Linked DNA regions of Homo sapiens: region 2 is linked to region 1. Evidence: chromatin loops called from intact Hi-C (ENCODE). Cell type or tissue: chondrocyte. All regions are shown on one strand. Links, peaks and the distances in the headings refer to the core of each region. The heading gives the core; the rest is flanking DNA.

Evidence for each region. Peaks named below come from ENCODE experiments on the same cell type or tissue, not always from the same donor. Only the 100,000 strongest peaks of a DNase experiment are listed, where the experiment ranks them.
Region 2: it touches region 1 in a loop (2.8-fold over the local background); 2 of 110 quality-filtered maps call a loop at or near these places.

What each region holds. Positions count from the first base shown.
Region 1 is chr1:11,469,147-11,486,062 of GRCh38, forward strand. DISP3 (dispatched RND transporter family member 3) reads left to right here and starts at 10,009. Exons shown (of 21, transcript NM_020780.2): 1 at 10,009-10,226. RefSeq lists a silencer at 9,596-9,915 and an enhancer at 10,560-11,161. In chondrocyte, for the core only: CTCF peaks have their summits at 9,697 (motif pointing right) and 9,898; no DNase peak of the experiment used is centred there.
Region 2 is chr1:11,036,540-11,039,039 of GRCh38, forward strand. MASP2 (MBL associated serine protease 2) reads right to left here. Exons shown (of 11, transcript NM_006610.4): 7 at 1,154-1,272. Among named protein-coding and RNA genes, the nearest start is that of MASP2, 9.4 kb to the right of the region's middle. In chondrocyte, for the core only: CTCF peaks have their summits at 1,233 (motif pointing right) and 1,448; no DNase peak of the experiment used is centred there.

The DNA of each region.
Region 1 (16,916 bases), core at 8,284-10,783:
TGGGAGGCAGGAAGGAGCCGGCATGTTTGAGCAACAATCAAGCCAGGCGGGTCGGGGCTGCTGGGGGTGTGGACAGGGACTGCCAATTAATGGGGTCAGAGAGACGTCATTGAGGAGGAGCAGACCTTGAGTGCCATGTTCAATGTCAGGGCTGTGTCTGTCCCTCAGGCAGTGGGGTGGGGGACATGCAGTGCTTGGAGCAACAGACACTCCCCAAGTGACCGGCAGGAGTGGCTGGAGTGTCTTAGGTCTCCTATGAGCCCAGTGGGGAGCAAGACTTGAATTTGGGGTTTCTACAGGCACCCATGCCGTGGGAACCCTGCAAAGTGAGCAAGTTTCAAGCGTAGGAAGCCCCAAGGCACTCAGCTGGAGTTAAGGAGGAGTGTGTTTTAGAAATAAACAATTCAGTAAGAAAGGGCAAGCTTCCAGCTGAGGCAGGTACAAGAGAAAGCATGAGAGTGGGAAGAGGAGCTCACCTGGGTTGTGGCATTGGAGGAGACTGGCTGAGCCACAGGTGGGACCCATGAACCTTAGAGACATGAGGCTGCAGCGGGAAACCCTTAGGCCTGGGAACCAGTCAGACCCCAGTTCAAAGGGCTTTGCCATTTACTAGCTGTGTGACCTTGGACTTATGACTTAACCTCACTTTCCAAGATTATTGTGGAGACAAAACAATAATATGGCTGGGCTGGGTGCAGTGGCTCATGCCTGTAATCCCAGCACTTTGGGAGGCCGAGGCAGGTGGATCACTTGAGGTCAGGAGTTCAAGACCAGCCTGGCCAACATGGCGAAACCCCATCTCTACTAGAATTACAAAAATTAGCCAGGTGTGGTGGCGGGTACCTGTAATCCCAGCTACTTGGGAGGCTGAGGCAGGAGAATTGGTTGAACCCAGAAGATGGGGGTTGCAGTAGGCCAAGATCGTGCCATTGCACTCCATCCTCAGTGACAGAGTAAGACTCCATCTCAAAATAATAAAATAATAATAATAATAATAATACAGCTGAGGCCAGGTGTGGTCTCATACCTGTAATCCCAATGTTTTGGAAAGCTGAGGTGGGAGGATTACTTGAGCCCAGGAATTTGAGGTTGCAGTGAGCTATGAAGGCACCACTGTACTCCAGCCTGGACCAAAGAACAAGACTCTGTCTCTAAAAATATAATAATAATAATAATAATGATAACGGCTGACATTCACTGAGCACTTCTTATGTCTGGGCATCGATCTCACAACTTTCCAGGCACCCCCTAACTTCTTAGCACAGCATCGAGATGTAGGCACTTCTATTAGCCCCTTTTACAATGAGGAAATTGATGCACAGAAAGGTTAGGTGACTGTCCAAAGTCACACAGCTAGTAAGCGACGGAGCTGGGATTTGAACCCAGATCATTGGTTTCCAGGGCTTGTGCTCTGAACCTACATGCTCTATATATGATATGAGCAATTTGCACATCACACAAAGGGCACATAGAAAAATGTTGGCTATTACCTTGTAATCTAAATCCTACCAAATATTTGGCAGAGGAAACAACTCCTAGGAAATGAGTCTTCAGGGGCCCCCACGGGCTGGAAGGAATATGTTTTTCCAAGTTATTTAGATCCACAATGAGATGGAGTAGGGCAATCACATTACCTGGGGACAGCTATGTGCTGGTCACACTATACACACAGACTTATTTGATCCTCACAGCTGCTCTTTGAGGCAGGTGTTGTCTCCATTTTACAGGTGAGGAAACAGGCTCAGAGAGTTGAGGCGACTTGGCCAACATCACCCAGCCAGTAAGTGACACAGCTATGAATAGACTGAAGTATGTCTGTCCACAAACTCCATATTCTGAGCCACCTGCTCTGCACGCCCCTTTGATTGGATTGAAAATGATGACAACCACAACATCCTTGGGGACAGGGGAAGTCCTCTGAACTTAGGTCCCACATGTGATGGTCTGGTTCCACTTTCCTGAGTCAGTGGAATGTTGACCATCAGCTGACCCCTGGCTGTGTGTACACACATTGGGAAGTAGAGGTTGAGAAGGAACAGAGAATGAAGCACACTAGGGGTGGGGATGAAATCAGCTTAGAGTTTTAAATAAAAATTAAAAGAAAAAAAGGCGTCTGCCAAACAACACATCCAAGATCAAAAGAGAATGGATGGCACCATCTCTGGTCTTTTTGCCCCATGTGTGATGAAGTGCTACTGTCCCCCAAAGAGCAAAGGAGCAGGAGAGTGTGGGATCGAAGTCAGCTGGGCTATACAAACCCTGACCTCTCTGACCTATATTTTCCTCATCTGTGAAAGAGAGATGATTATTCTCCAAGGGTTGTTATGAAGATTAAAGAAGATGGTACAGGCCTTGTCACACAGTAAGTACTCAGTAAATGTTTACTGTCATCATTATCAAAGCAAGGAATGATTGTAAAGGAAAGAAGGCAGGGAGTTTGGGAGTGTGGGAGAGAGACAGGAAAGAAGACAAGGAGAAGGAAGAGGAGAAGGGGTGGAGAAGGAGGAAAAAGAGGTGGAGGAGGAGGAAAAAGAGAAGGAGGAGGAGGAGTAGAGGAGGAGGACTTGCTGCCAGCCCAGCTCTCCAAGCACAGCCAGCTGTGCTGTCCTGGCCTGGGCTGCTCCCCATGTGGCCATTTAGGCCACTCATGCATTCCTTCTGCATCCTGCTGCCAGATGTGGCCCTAGATGCCAGCAAGAACAGCTGTCCTTTGTCGTGCCCAGCTGCAAAATGAGAATGCAGGGATGTTGGGAAGGGCGCAGAGGCTTGGAGGGGTGGCCAAAAGGACAGTACTGTCAGGAGGAAACCACACCACCATGCTCACCCGCCCTGGGCCTCAGTCTCCCCATTTGTGAAATGATAGGCTAGGCGATGACTTGGCATTTTGTGCCAGGTGATGCCAATCCCACGGTGTGTTTACAGCTAGTGGCCCTGGCCCCTGCATCTTGTCCTGGAAGTATGGGCATGACTCGGCCCTCCTGGGTCCTGGAAACTACCCTGCCAGTTTGCAGGATGGCATGACTCTGCTGGTTTCCAGGGAAGAATCTCATCAAATGAAGCCATTCTCAAGTTGGAATGTGAGCTCTGCCTTAGAAAGTTTCCCTTGGTAGATTGGGCTCAGAGAGAGGCTGTGACTTCCCTAAGGATGAACAGGGAGATGAGTTTAGTTGTGATTAGACTTAGGGTGAGACCTCAGTGCCACAGTAGGGAGTGCTGAGAGTGGGCACCCAACAGGGACTTAGTTCCATGGAGAGCAGAAGAGTAGAGCAGATAAACAGTATCTACCGCATCAGCAACGTTGGGTTCAAATCCTCTCCATTACTGTGACCCTCACCATGTCTTTCAACCTCTCTGACCCTCAGTTTTTCCAACTGTAAAATGGGAAGAATAATGTCATATAGAACTTGGGCTATAGTCAAACTGCCTGGGTGGGTTTGACTGGGTTGCTACCTGCTGTAGCAACTTACTACTCTCTGTACCTCAATTTCCTCATTTGGAAATGAGGATGATAAGAGGACTTGCTTCATGGGGTGGTTGTGAGTTTGAAGGAAATAATACATACATAGGATCTGGCAATCAAGAAATGGCAGCCATTAATGATTATTGTTGCTGATGTTGTTAGTAGCATCCCTTGCTGCATAAAAAAGTATTTTAACTGCCAGGACACTGATGATCTGCCTACCAGCCCTACATGTCAGTTCAGGGGTCCTGGCACTGAACAGGCTCCACCCTGCCTACACTGAAAGTGCCGGAATAGGAGCTGGCACTGAGGCAGCCCATCAGAGCTGCACAGATTCCTGACTGGGACGATGCCAGAAAAGCTCTTTCTTGCTGTCACTGCTGAGGCTCAGATGGGATTTGGTGGCCAGGGTTAAAGCTGACCTGGCTCCTGGCACCAGTGGGCCAGCCAGGCTGACTGGGGTGGTCAAAGGCACTGGGCAACTTGTGCCGGGAAACCAAAGCCAGAGAGACAGAGGAGCAGGGCAGAGTGGGGAGGTGGGGCTGGGATTCTGTGCTGAGTCACGAAGAGCCCGTACACAGGTAGGTGCACCAGGAACCTTAGATATTCCTAGGAGGGGGCACAGAGGAAGACCCCTACCCTCTGAAGGTTTAAGCAACCCCACTGGGCACTCAAAAGTCAGGTGTGTCCTGGTGTGGTGGCTCATGACTGTACTCCTAGCACTTTGGGAGGCCAAGGTCTCTAAAACTCTGTCTCTAAAAATATAATAATAATAATAATAATGGCTGACATTTACTGAGCACTTCTTATGTCTGGGCATCAATCTTTGGAAGGCCGAGGTGGAACATTGCTTGAGCCCAGGAGTTTGAGACCAGCCTGGGCAACATGGCAAAACCCCATCTCTACGGAAGAAAAAATTAGTTGGGCATGGTGGCCCATGCCTGTAGCCCTAGCTACTCAGGAGGCTGAGAAAATTACCTAAGCCCAGGAAGATCGAGGCTGCTGTGAGTCGTGATCACACCACTGCACCCCAGCCTGGGTGACAGAGAGAGACCTCATAAAAAAAAAAAGCCAGTTGTAACTGCTATTCTTGAACCTGGACCTGCTCAACATCACTCACCCTGAACATCATACTGCCTCCGAGTACTCAACTCGGTGGCTGAGTTCTTGCCCCTCATCCCTTCGCCCTCATCTCCACCCCAGCTGCCAGCAGCCACTGTCCATGGTTCTGAAACACCCCAGGGACAAGGCCTGTGCTGGGACTTCTACTCAGCCTTTCCCAGGAGTTCTGAACAAGATGATGACTTTTATTTTCTGTTTTGATAAAAGATATGTGGTTTCTTTTACCACCGCAGAACCAACAAATGTGTGACTGTGGCTTAACTATTTATGTGCCTGCCTTCACACACTTTTGGCGGTTCCATCACATTGACCACTGCTCCCGTTTACCTCCTTGGAAAATCGGGGATTGCATATTCCCTGTGGCCTCCTACCCAGTCTGAACTCATTCTGTCTTCCCATATTCTCCTGGAAGATCACAGTCAGAGGGGCCCTGGAGCACATCTAGCTCATGTACTCATCTGTCAAATAGAAACAAGAGGCCAAAGATGGAAGGTCACCAAGACCACAGAGCATGTTAGAGCAAATCTAGGGTCAGCATCCTGGCCTCCTAACTGCCCATCTGCCTTGTTCCCCATCACCCTATACTTCTCTGGGGGTCAGGAGATCTCCTTCTGGAGCTTTTTCTGGATCAAACACAAGCACAGCCATTTATTCCAGCCCACTCTGTACCATTCACTGTACTGCTATGTGCCCCTGCAAAGCATGTCCCTTAATCCTCCTCCATGGGAAGGGGTGGCCACTGCCCCCAGCTTACAGGTCAGGACATGAGCTCAGAGATGCAAAGGGCTTCTCCAGAAACCACAAAGCTGGTATGTGACTGAGCTGGGATTAAAACTAGAACTTTTTGGGTATTTATGACCTCCTTTCAGGCCGGTTCTATCAATAAGAACCCTCAGGGTATCCACGTAAAACCCTCAACCTGGAGGTTATAATCTCTCCCCAACAATGGGACTGTCTTTGGCTAATGTCACACTGTCCAGATCTTTGGCAGGATCCTGCTCTTCCCTGCCAATGCCTTGGCTCTGCTATGCTAATAGCCCCTCGGGTCTAACCCCTCCAGTGACTTTTCCTCTTGAAGAACTCAGCAATATTTAGTCTTCTCCAGATGTTGGGGTCAGAGCAAAGACCCCTAGAAATGTGGATGGGGGACAAGGGGGCCGTCTTGTTGGAAGAGGATTATGCGACAGCGTGAATATTGATGAAGCTGTAATTGGCTCCCTCTCTCAGAGCCTGGGTGTCTGCAGGCCCAGGCGCTGGGGCTAATTGTTGCAGGCAATTAATAACTTGGATTGTACTCACTCTGGCACAGGATGCCTGCTCTCTTGGAGGAGGCAGGCAAGGCTGAGAAAGGAGTGCTAGGCCTGGCTGTTTGCAGAATTCTGGGGGAGGCAGGAGGGGAGAGCTGCCATCTGTCCAGCCTCCCCCAGGCCGTGTCTGCAATACCCCTGCCCTAAGCCTAGCCCTGTCAGCCTTCCTCAGGCCCTTCTTCAGAGCTCTCTCTGTTCTCTTTAATTATGAGACCCTCTAATGTTTTCCCCAACCATAAGCTCATGCTCATCTCCTGAACAGAGCTTCAGGGAGGAAGGCGCTGGGGAGAGGAAGGATGGTGTTTCTGGAAGCTGGGAGAACTGGAGTCCAACCCAAGCTCTTCCACTAAGTTTCTATGTGACTTGGAGTCAGAAATTCATTCACCAGGAACTTGGGCAAGCTCCTTGAGTTTTTTTGTGTCTATTATGTCACATGAAGTGCAATCAACCCTGAAAATAATGGAAACAGGGATTAATCATCCTATTATCACTTCCTATATATAGTTATAACTATATCTAGAACTAATTATCAAATGGCTACCTATAAATCTGTGTTCTACTTTAGCTGAAGAGACTATTAAGCAGGAATATTTTTGGCAGTGGTCATTATGACTCCCACTTTGCAGATGAGGAAACTAAGTCTCAGAGAAATGCAGTGACTTGCCCAAGGTCATACTAATAAAAGACACACATAAAAATCAAACCCAGTTTCCTAAATCTAGAGCTCTTTCCAGCATACCCCAGCCTACCTGACTCTGCCCAGTGGCTTCCTGGAGAAGGTGAGATTGGGGCTGGGGGCCAAGAGCGCCAAAGTCAATGCCTTAGCAGATTGAAGAGGGGATTACTTATAAATCCATTTATTCTATTCCCTGGTGCTGGGACAGTGCCTTAATACCATATTTTAAAAGATAAACACTCCCAACCCTCCCCATATGCTCAACCCTCAGCTGCTCACCCATCTGGTGGGAGGACTTGATTTGCATACAACCCCCCTTCACGGGGCGGTGTGGAGGGGTGTCACAAAAAGTGAGATGTGTTATGGTCAGCACTTGCCAAGTAAGCGGTAACAATATGATGAAGAAACTGCTAATGTGTATTTAGTGCTTAATGTGTGCCACAAACTGTGCTAAATGCAATTTTTGCACAGAGATGATCTCATTTATAACTATAACCACTGCAATGAGACAGATATTCTTACCATCCCCACTTTATAGATGAGACAACTGGGGCTCAGCAAGGTGAAGTGACTTTCCCAAGGTCACGCAGCTGGTAAGGGGCAGAACAGAAATATGGCTTTACTGGGAGAGGTAGAATCAGAAGCTCAGCTCAGAGGCTCTGCTTCAGACCTAGTTGGAGAGAAAATAGAAGTAGAAATAAAGGGATAGGAAGAGAGGACAAAGCAGCCCTTTATAGCTCATATCCCTTGCAAAGAAGGCTTTTCAATTAGTTGTGAAGACAGAGTATAAGGGGAGCAGCTTATCGGCACCATGAGGCATTTAAATCAGACCCAGGAAGAACTTCCACCAGACAGCACTGGAACAAGGAGCCAGAGGGGACACAGAATCTTAATCTCTGCAGCCTTTCAGCTGGGTGGATCATTATCCACCAGAGTCATCTTTACTACTCACCTGGAGGTACAGGAGGCTTCAGGGAAGTACCCTGTGGCTGGGCAGGGATGTGTGAGGCCAGCATCCCCAGGCCCCTGTAGTAAACACGCTTCCTGCAAGCAGGCGCGGGCAGGGGAAGGGGAGGAAACCTGGGGATGAACCCCAGGAGGAGGATTCTCATGACTTTCCACACCTGCACCAGCTCCACTGCCACCACCGGTTCCCCTTTATGGCAGGCATATTTCAAAGGCCTGGTTCCATTTGCATTTTTAAAACCTCACTGATGGCCTGGGAAAATTGCATCCTTCCAGTGTTCCTGGATACCACACCGTGCACCTCCTCTCCCCCTCCACAGGCCTCTGCCTCTGCACCCTCCCTTCATAGAAAATCCCCCACCAAGGGCAGAGCAAGCCCAGCCCCACTGGAGATCCTCTGGAAGTCTCCAGAGGCCAGAGAGGGTTCTGAGGAGGGTGTGGCCAAGGTGGCCACAGCTATGGCCAGCTAGGCAACATGAAGCAGGACCCCTTTGAAGGTGGTGAGAATTTCATCAAGGACCTATATCAAACCCACTAAATCTATTTCCCAGCAGAGTGGCAGCTGTATCCCCAGGCATGGACTGAGGGTGGCACAGCACCATGGGGCACACCAATGGGATGGCCGGTGGATTTGTCAGACTGAGAGGAACAGTGCTGGAGCCTTGGAGAACTTTGAGGAGGCTCCTAGAAGCAGCCTTAAAACAAACGGAAAATAATCAAGCCATTCTCCCAGCCAAGAAAACCCTTTGCTCTCAGCTGGGCTTGGGAACACACTTTGTGTCTCTCTATTGCTCCCTTAAAAACAAATCTTTTCCTTGTTCTCCCTCCTCCCACCCTCTCACATGGCTCCTCATTCTCTGCCCTCCCTCTAGGATATGGCAAATGGGACTAGAAGTTTGCAGGGTGGTGCCAAGTCTGGTCCTCTGTACTCATATCAGATTTGGCCTCTGGTCCTGGGACAGCAATTTTCACACCCTCTACTTCTCGGGAGAGATCTCCTGTCTCTTTCTCCCCTTACAGCTCACAGTGGCACCCTTCACCCCAGGAACTGCCCCCAACTCTAATGTCTTTAAGGCCAGATGGAGCCATTGGGAGTCTTCTGACAGACTTGGCCAACCTGGCAATGGCTCTCTTGAGACCTTGAGCACATGGGGAGTGAGTGCCAGGGCAGGGACACTGGCTCAGGCCATTTGCTTCTGCATAGATAAGCTCTCAGGGCACCCAGAGTCATAAATACCAATGCGTCTAGTTGACAGCCAGTCAGTGGGTACAGCTTCCAGCCAGGGACTGTACAGCAGAGAGACAGAGCAGGAGCAGCAGGTGAACAGCACAGGAGATCCACTCAGCACCCTGACATTTAGAGGTGCGTCTCACCCAGTTTTCCTCTTTTAAAAATAAGGGCTGGGGATGGGGAGGGGCTGCTGTGGGTTCAGCATCAGTGTGTTGGCTGGCCGGGTTTGTTATATTTCATTCATAACTCTCCCATATTCTTCTCTCTCCCATAAGCCGGAAACCTCCTGAAGGCAAGGATTGTGTCTCACCATTGCCCTATCTTCCCAGGTCCTTGGTCGGCACACACCCAGGACAAATGACAAGCTCATGGCTCACCCTCACACAGCATGGCAATGGCCTCCCTCCTTTCTGGCTTCCGTCACTGACATCCCTCCACCCTGCAGCTGGGGGCTGGCAGCTGGCCCCCTTTTGAGGGGTCCCACTTCACTCTCCCTGGGCAACACCAATGCCAATGCTCTCTGAGCCCTGATGGAGAGAAATGGGCCAGGGTACTGGCCTGCCCCCCTCCCCCAGGCTCTTTCTCCTTGTGGCCCTTTGGCTAGGGGTGTCAGGCAGGTCATGTGCTAGAGCTGGAGGGATGCCCGGTCCCAGGGGCTGGTATGGCTCCGGGTTCTGGTGCCAGAGGGGTAAATGAAGAACAAACGAGGAAGGGACGGCGCCAGGAGCCTGGGCTTGGCAGCTCCCTCCGGAGGGCGCCCGGGGATGCCCGCGAGTGTCCAGGAGGCTGGTGACCTGCCAAGGCTGGGCGGGCTGGCTGGAGAGGAGCGGGAGCGCGGGCCCGGGAGAGACTTGGGTATCAGGAAACTCGGAGGCGGGGCTGGGGGGTGGTGCCTGGCCCGGACCGTCTGCAGGGGCGGGGACCGACCCCCAGGGGTCGCTGCGCCTTGCGCTTCCCCCGCCCGCGGGCGCCAGGGCCGGGCTGAACCACCGCGCGGATCGGCAGGGGGAGCGGCGGCGAAGACAGCGCCAGACAGCGGGTCCCAGAGACCGCAGCGCGCGGCGTGGCGCAGGGTCTCGCCGGCCACTGATTCAAGGCGCGGCGGCGCGGAGCCCGAGAGGCGCCAGGGATTGGGCGGCAGCGCGGCTCCGGAGCCTGGCTCGGACACCCCCGCGACCCGTGGTAGGAGCCCGGACCCAAACAAAGGCGGGCGGCGAATAAAAGGCGGCGGCGGAGCGGAGTGCTCGGGTTGCGAGCTGAGGACTGGGATTCGCGCGCAGCTTCCCGCGGTCTGCTTGCCCTGGAGCGGAGGGGGAGCCCCAGCCTCCTGCGGCTCCGAGAAGCTTCCCCCTGCGACTTCCGCGAGGAGACGAGTCTGCGCAGCGTGGTGGCCGCCGCCCCCCGACCCTCTGCGCACTCTCTCCCGCGCCGGCGGCTCAGCCTAGCCCCGTTCGGCCGGCCGAGGTGAGTGCACGGCCGCGGGGCGCCATCCGGGCTTGGTCTCGGGGCTGGGGGATGCATTGCTAGGAGGAGGGGGAAGTCCTCCGCGCCGTCCGCACCCCGACCTGCTTGGCGCCGCGCGCGAAGTTCTCTCGCTCTCCAGCCAGCCCGGGATGCGGGCCTCGGAGCCCCCCGGGAAAGACGGTCAGGGGTGGACAGAACCCAAGCTTGCCCTCTACGACCGGGCCCCAGCTCCGCACCATCTCCCCGCGGGACTGCAGCATTCTTGGTCGGCCAAGGGGAGTTGGATGTTGGATGTCCAGGAACGGCAAGGCTTCCGACCTCTGGCCCCTGCTTGTCCCCTCTGAGGGATATCTGGGTCCATAAAAGTTGAGCGTCAGTCTGAAGCCGCCCTTGGATCGGGCTCTCGCCCATGCTAGAGCGGAGGGAGGGGACAGAGTAAGGCTAATGACCCCCTCCACCCACTCCCTACCTAGCGTACTCGTGCTCTCGGAGGGACATTTCCCCGATTAACCTGGCTGCAGGTCCGGCCGGGGAGGGCGCGTGGGGGCTTGGGGCGGGCCGGGCCAGCGATGGATCCGCGCGCGCGAGGGTCCCCAGGCTCTGCCGAGAACGCGAACGAGGGTGGAGGTGGAGTGGGCAGCCGGGCAGTGGCGGCGCTGAGGGTCGGGAAAGATTCCCAGCGCAAGGGGCGCCAAGTCCCGGGAGCCAACCCCACCGCCGGGAGAACTTTTCCCAACTCCCTGGGGAGGCCGGCAGCAGGGCTGGGAAGGCGCCTCCTTGGGGGCTTCTCTTCTCGGCCTCTGCTCCACGGCCGGCGCCAGCTTCCCGCTGTCCCCCACTCACTGCGAGACTGCGCGCAGGTCTCCGTCAGCCCACTCCCCGGGTCAGCACCGCGGACAGCGCCTCGCGGCCGCCCTAGAAACTCAGAAGCCCGCGCACACCCACAGTCCACGCGCACACTCACACCCATCCATGCGCACACACATATCTACAGACCACTGGAAAACAGTCCACACACATACACTCGCGCAAGTACACACCCACCCACAATCCTCAGGCGCACACAATCCACGCAGACCCACGGTTCACACGCACGTGGGCGGACAGATCTCACAAGCACACACGTTCGTGGACCTGGGCAGCATCTTCGCCCCCGCTCTGCACTCGAGGTTGCTGTCTCCGGACTCACTGACTAAGCCCCAGATTCCAGAGCCCACCACCTGGTGTTCTCACCGATGCCCAGTGACTCACAAAGCCACTCAGACTCCCAAGCACAGACACACTTCCACCCCCAGCGCGCGCGTGCACACACACACACACACACACACACACACACACACACTGTCCTGCTCCTATGGGCGAAGCATGGGGATTTAGAGCAAACACCCCCTCCCCACCTCCTACTACTACACCTGCCAGGGGACCAGGGGATCTTCTGGAGGGAGGGAGGAGGCTGTGGCTCGGTGGAAGCTCCAGGCAGAAGCCCAGCCTGGACAGGTGCCTTACAGAATCTCCATTTTCAGCCCAGGGTCCATTTTGCTTGGCTCTCTACCTCAATACTCACTCCTCTTTCTCTAACCTTAGTCCAGACACACACATGTACAATCAGGGTCCGCATTCTTTGCTTGTACCCTCTGTTTCCCTGCTCTGTTCCCTCCCCCAGGTTTCTCTCTCTCTCTCTCTCTCTCTCTCACACACATACACACACACACACGCACATGCACCCTCTTTTTTTGGTCTTTCCAGTCATCCTTCCCCACTGTCTTCACTTCTCTCCCCAACTTTCCTTAGGCTGGGTCTGACCCAGTCTTTGCTGGGATGTGGGCACAGCTGACCCTTAGGGGGAGCTGACTCCATTCTCTCAGACTTGCCTTCTTCACTGCAGGTTCCATGTCCCCGTTACTCTCTCTTTGGAAATCTGACGACCCTCCACCGTGGCCTCAGCAGCTTCTGTTCCCCTCCCCAGGAAGTTTTCTAGGGCCAGATGCCACAGAGCCCCAGTGATCTCTCCAAGGGGCCAAGAACTTTGGGTGAAGCATTCTGGAACCCCCCTCGAGATCTGGCTAGCCATGAGATCTGGTAGCCATGACCTGGCTTGCCCTTTGACACCTCTCCTGCTGTTGTCCTTCAAATCCAGAAACTGGGTTGAAAGAAGAGTAGTCCCAGCATGGTGTGGTGGAAGGAGCACTGGACTGGAAGTGAGGGGACCTGGATCCTAGTCCGAGCTTAACCACAGACTCCCAGTTTGCCCTTGGGCAAACTACTTCCCTTCTCTGAGCTTCAGGTTTCCCGTCTGTTAAAGGACTGCCTGAGGTGACCTGTAGGGTCACTTTCTGGCCCTAATAATCTGGAACATTGACTCTCTAGTGAGTCTCTTGAGTGTGGGTGGGATTGAAAATTGTGATTCTAACCCCAAAGATTACCCTACCTTTCCCCTTCCTTAGAGCACCCACCACTAGTGAAGTCATCCTGTTCCCTGAGTGAGGGATGTTTAGATGATTTCCTTAATAGGACCAGAGATGTCAAGTAATTTTCTTGAGGTCATACTGCTGAAGTGCAATCTTCATTGGGGCAGGCATTACTTCTACTGTCTATATATCCTCTGCATATACCACTGGTTCTGCTGGTAGATGTGTGGTGAATGAATGAATGAATGGACAAATGAATGAATAGAAGATTTAAACCTGGATCTCATGATCGCCAGGTCCTTGGATGGTTTAAGCCCCTTTCTCTGCTAGTATAGACATACTTCCCTCGTCTCCCCATCCTCCCCATCCCCTATTCCCCTAGTCCTCAAAGGCGGTGGATGGAATTGTCTGAGTTAAGGTCCTTCCTCCCAAGTGGCAGACACTGGGCTGGTTGTAAATGGCCACAGAGAAGGGAACAGCTGAGAGCAGCTTTAGAGGTCCTGCCCAGTGAGTAGGGGCTTTGCAATCAGCCTCATGTCCTTGGACCCAAGCAAGTAGACTGCCCATGGGCAGTTGGTTGCTGGCCAGGCTCTGATGCCAAGAGGGAAGATGGCCATCACCACCATGTGGCTAAGCAGCCTCTTTTCATAGCCCTATGAGCTGGGGATGGCAAAAATAGCCTTCACAGATGAGCCAAATGAGATGCTGAGCAAGGAGGTGGTGTCCCTAAGGGCCATCAGTCAGCCCACTGCCAGCAATAAAAGTAGGCACCCCAAAATGGTGGGGTGGTAGTAGTGATGGTTGACAATAACAATACTATAGGTGTTGATAATGATGTTAGCATTGTTAAAATCGAGAGCTCAGTGATTAGCCTTTTTGGTTCCCTTCCCCCTCTTTGAAATGGTTTCCCCACCTGAACCCCTCTTATACTCCTCCCCACACCCAAATGTGGAGAAACGGAGGGCTGGGACAGTGAGGCAGGGGTGTGGGATTGTCCATCAGTCCTAGCCAAGGAAGAGGGCTTGTCGTTTGAAATCGTCTTCTTCTCTGTCTGCCCTCCCCCTACCCAAGCATGGTGTCTTGCCAAAGGAGCTGGGAGAGGTGTCAAAGTCTGTCAAAACACCCTTCCAAGCTAGATTCCAAAGCATCGAAGCCCAGGGAAAATAAATAAAGAGAGCAGTGTCGGCCCAAAATAGAAACATGCTCCAACTCACAAATATGTATGTTTTCCAAAAGTCGCATTTCACGGGCAGACAGTGCGGCTCACGCTGCAGCTGCCCAACAAAGGCCGGAGGCATGGATGCTGCGGGACCAGTCCAGGGATGGCGGCAGAGCCTCCCCCAGTGAGCTCACTCTCTGCCTGGCCGCTGGGAGACCAGACAGCCGCACTCCACTCTGCACCAGCTGGAAGGTACACGGGCGGGAGGATTGAGAGGAATATGTGTCTGTGTGTTGTCAAAGCTCTTTGGAAACGGGCACCAGACATGGCTGATGGCCTCAGGTCCTCCGCCTTATGATGGGAGGCTGGTGATAACAATACCAACCAATCATAGCTGCCATGTGTTAAATACCTACTATGTGCCAGGTGCTAAGCATTTACATGGACTGTCTCACTTAAGCCTTGCCACCATCTCATGTCACATGAATTGTCATCCTCACTTAATGTGTGGGAAAAACAAAGTTCAGAGAAGTGAAGAGACTTGCCCAAGGTCACACAGCGAGAAGAGGCCAAGCTGGGATCAGATTTTGATCTGAATGAAGCAAAAACCCCCATTTTGCCAAGTACCCTGTATTGTTTTGGTTACTGTCATTCAATAAATATTTTCTTGTCGAGAAACCTGTTTATATGATGGGTTTCAAAAGAATGTAAATTCCTCTGCCAGACAGGCCAGAAGTGAAGGGCGGTACCCTCACCTGCGTTCATCAGTCAGTGGCCTGGGCTGGGTACTCAAGGCTTCTGAGCCATGGCTGGGCCGGAGCTGAGTCCCCGTGAGAGTCTGGAATGGGACTCAAGCTGTGAACCTTGGAGTGTGAAAGACAACTTAACTCTGTAAGAGGTCAAGGATATGAGAAGCCTCTGCAGATGGGGAAGTTACTTCAGAGAGGGCAAGTGAGTTGCCCAGCATCACACAGCATGTTGGTAGCAGAGCCTGAGTCTCAGAATCCCAGGCCAGGGATCTTCCCAGGCAGCCGGACTGGCTTCCTTGGGTGTGTGGGAATTGTCCAAACCACACCAGGGAAGGGGACCTAACTGATGCAGCCAGTAAACCTAACAACTTCCTTCCAAGTGCAGAGGTGAAATGCTGCTTGCTGTCATCGCTCCAGTCCTCTCCGCTGCACCCCCTCTGACATTAGCCAAATGCCAGGCAGTGTGCTAAATGCTTCCTGGACCTTAACTGATGTAATCCCCATAACCACTCAAGAGGGAGGTGCTCTGATTCCATTTCACAATGGAAAGGCCTGAGGCTAGAGAGGTCAAGTCACCCGCTCAAGGTCACACTGCTGGTGAGGAGGCAGGTGGAGCCCAGCAGAGCCCCGCTGGCTGGTTCTCTCTGGGGGAGAAGAAGGTGAAGGTTTGGAACTAATGCCAAGGGGGCGGAGGAGCTGATGGGCAGCGGCAGGCTATTTATATTACACCTCCAGGCTGGTCACGCTTGCTGGCATGTGTACCAGCAGAGGCTGTGTGTCTGCCAAAACCTGGAAGGAAGAACCCGGTGCAGCATCCTGGGGCCATCCCCTGAGGGCATTAGTGAAGTGTAAGGTCTGGGTATGTTTCTCCCTGAACTCAGGGGAGAGAAGATGCTGGAGAGGGTCTCGTCTGCAGAACTCCCGGCATGCCCTTGATCTTGGCAATTTACTTCCTCCCATCCGTTCCTCCCTCTGAGCAAACCAGATGGGGAACCTGCCAGTTTGGAAAAGGCTGTTGGGTGGCAGGTTATGGTGTTTCTGTATACAGTGAGCTTGACCTGGGAACAAGGGGGTGGTAAGGACAGTGGGAAGGATTGGCATGGATTTAGATTCTAGCAGGTACCATTTACAGGGGCACTTCTTGGAACCACAGAGTGATGTCCTGGGAGATAGTGTCCAGGGACCTCAACCTCCTTTGCCAGAAAAGGCCTTCTCCATTATTTCCCATCTCACAAGCATCTGCCTGAGTAGTCCTACTGTGTGCCAGGTGTGGGCTTGTAGAAGTGTTAGGTTGGTGCAAAAGTATAATTGTGATTTTTGCCATTGAAAGTAATGGCAAAACCCCCAATTCCTTTTGCACCAACCTAATGGAAAGGTCTCTGTCTCTGTCCCTGTAGAGCTCATCAGAGTCCCCATTCCCACCCCCCAGGACCTCTAGCTGAAGGAGCAGAGGTGATAGATGATTAATGGTGTCTCAGCCAGGCCCCCCACCACAGTAGAAGAGGGACCCAGCTGTCCCCTGGGGCTGAGACGGCATGATCCAGTCAAGTGGTCTCTCCAGGGTCAGGAGGAAGGTTTCCTGTAGGTGTTGCCCCCAGTGCAACTAGACTGTCCATGAGCTTGATGTCTTGGTAGGAGGAGGGTGCAGTGGAGAAGGCTCACTCCGCCCAGCCATCTGCTCGGGGCATCCAGCACATACACTGGCACCTGGATGATGTGTCCTTTGCCAAGCCTTGTTAATAGAGGAGACGTGACTGCCAGCTGGAAGCCACTCCTGTCGTGAAGGAGGATGTGGTGATCTTGTCTCTGGGGAAGGCAGCTTCAACGGGGGTCAGGGTGGGGAAGGTTGTGGCAAATTGGTGTTCCTGGGAGGTTTGGGAAAAGTATGTGTCCCCCACACCCTGCAACTGCATTGACCTTTGCACTGTCCTGGGAGATCTCTCTGTTCTTCGTTGGGGAGCTCTGCAGGGCAATCACCCTGATGATAATGATCATGATAATAACAGTCAACATATTTTGAATGTTTACTACCTGCCGGGCCCTGGCTTAGAACTTTACAGATATGATCTCATTTCATCCTCATACCTGCTCAGCAAGGGGGATAGCACTGTTATCTCCATGTTAAGGATGAGAAATGTGAAGTGCAGAGAGTCTAAGCAGCTTACTAATAAGCAGTGGAGATGGGACCCAGCTGCCATGCGCACAAGGACTGAGCCCCACACTCTGGCCTTTACTTTCACTTGATTTGGGCCTTTGAGGATGAGTATGATTGAAGCCAAAGTACCTTATGAGTCCTTCAGTAATCTGGGTAATTGTGCATAGGGACTCGGGCTCTGTGTTCTGATGGATAGGGTGATGTGGGCTGACCATTTGC
Region 2 (2,500 bases), core at 1-2,500, 440 kb before region 1:
AAAAAAAAAGAAACTAAAGAAGTCTGTGGTCCGAGGAGCTGTGGAAAAGAGCCTGCACAAGAAGTTTGCAAGGTGGGAAAAGTGTCTCTCTTTTTTTTTTTTTTTTTTTGACCCGCCACAGGACTGTGGATTGCATACCTAGCTATCGTTCCAATGTTATTACTTTTTACCACTGGGATTCCATGACAATTTTGAAGAACATAAAGAGGACGTGTTAATTTCTTACCTGTGCCCCTAAAGCAACACGCTAAGCATTTTTTAAAATTATACTCCTCCCTTAACAGTGACCACTATTTATAACTTTGCAGAATATACTCTTTCCCGGGGCTGTCTACTTTTTTGTGGGCCCAGGAGTTGTTTCATGGAAAGGTCATTTGACCAGGGGGAGAACTTTAATTTGATGCAAGACTGGGCACATGGAACAGGATAGCAAACTCATCTTTCTGTCATTCCAGCCACTTCACAAAGAGCTGCTGTCGTGTGTGACCAACAGAAAAGTTGCCCGTTTTATTTTATTTTATATATTTTTTTGAGACAGAGTCTTGCTCTGTCACCCAGGCTGGAGTGCAGTGGTGTGATTTCGGCTCACCGCAACCTGCGCCTCCCAGGCTCAAGTGATTCTCCTGCCTCAGCCACCCGAGTAGCTGGGATTACAGGCGCCCGCCACCTAATAATTTTTGTATTTTTAGTGGAGACGGGGCTACTACCTCATCTAATTTTTGTATTTTTAGTGGAGACGGGGTTTCACCACGTTGGCCAGGCTGGTCTTGAACTCCTGGCCTCAAGTGATCTGCCTGCCTCTGCCTCCCAAAGTGCTGGGAATACAGGTGTGAGCCACCGCGCCTGGCCAAGTTGCCCATTTTAATCACCAGCTTTCCAAACTAGCTTTAAAACAAAGGGCTCGCTTATGTAAATTTAAAGTTAAGTATAAAGAAAGAAAGAAAAAAGGGCGGGATTCAGAATCACATTTTCCATAGCCATCCTTTTTGTCCTCTGAAAACTTATTTCTTGGCTTTTTATCATTTAAAGATAGACAAAAGAAATCATGCTGACACACGATTTTCTCACTTTCCTTTCACATATCTGCAGATAGAAATATGTTTACATTTCAAAGCAATCGTCATTGATCGTGGTGTACTTTGTTTTAACTCACTTGCAGAAGCTCATAGCCAGTCTCGCAAAAGATGGAGAAGCTGTCTTTCAGGATGTATTTGGCTTGCACAGGTGAAACGTGGCCATTAGGTGGCGCCATCGGATAAGGGCAAGGCTGCGCTGCGCAGAGGAAACCAGGCTTGTTGGTTTTCATGTGGTCTACAGCAGCCAAGACTGAATCGAGCCATCTGAAGTTCTTAGTTTATAAAGAATACTTAACATGTAAAGAGAGCTCACCATACGTGGGGTAGGGTTCTTTAAAACCAAAGGCAAGATTAAACTCTCAGGTGCTTTTGCAAATTAAGGTTTCTTGTTTTCCCTGGGACTGAGCAAAAGGTATGTGAGAAAGCTGGGTTATGTGGGAAGATGGTGCAGTCCCCACAAATAGAACATCTGCTCCATGCCAGGAACTTCAGAGCCATGGCTCAAAACCAAGAGAGAGTGTAACTCCGAGGAAAAGAGCTCAGGGGAGGCTTTGGGACTTGCATGGGACTGGAGCTGTGTTTAAATCCTAGCTCTCCATTTCCCCATGGTTATGTGTAACCTCTCTGAGTCTCAGTTTCTTCATCTGCAAGATGGGGGGCGGTTGACGATAATAGTTGCCCCAGGGCTGTTGTGAAGATCAAATACAAAGCACCTAGGCTAGTTCTTGGCGGAGCTGTAATCAACCCTCACAGCAGCCCCATAGGACAGCTGTTATGGCATGGGGAGAAAAACCGGCTGACAGACTTGAAACTAAAGATCCAGGCTGATTTGGGGAGCCTCAGGCTTCCCCTCATGAGCTGCATTCCACTCTGGCCCCCAAACCCTGGCCTCCACTCACCCCAAGGCTTCAGTGCTCCCCAGCTGCCCCTAAAAACCCACTGGTCAGTTTCGGAGTCCTCTCCTCCCTCCAGCACCTGCTAGCATCCAGTGATCCCTGCCAAGCTGCTGGGGCAGCTGGGTGCACCTGGGTGCCCCTGACCCAGCCTGTGGCCTGGGGAAGCTCTCAGTCCCATGCAGGTCCCAAAGTCTCCCCTTGAGGAATCAATCTCCAGGGACAGCCTTGGTGGACCTGTGGAGGCCCAGGGCTTCTAGCACTTGAGTGTCTGTCACGACGAAGAGGTGGTGGAAGTTCTGGCAGGGCCTCAGAGGGCAGAGCCAGGGCCAGTGGGGGTGGTCCTGAGAGGCAGAGTGTGTAGATCCTGGCTGCAAACTGCTGAAGCTGTGGCTCTGGTGCAACACTCCATGGTCAGAACTCCTTTTTCCCCTGCCCCAACTCATACCCACACTTCAACTTCCACAGCTCCACACCCTGAAGAGTGAAGCCTCTGGGCTTTTGCACATACTCTTCTGCCACCTAGAACTC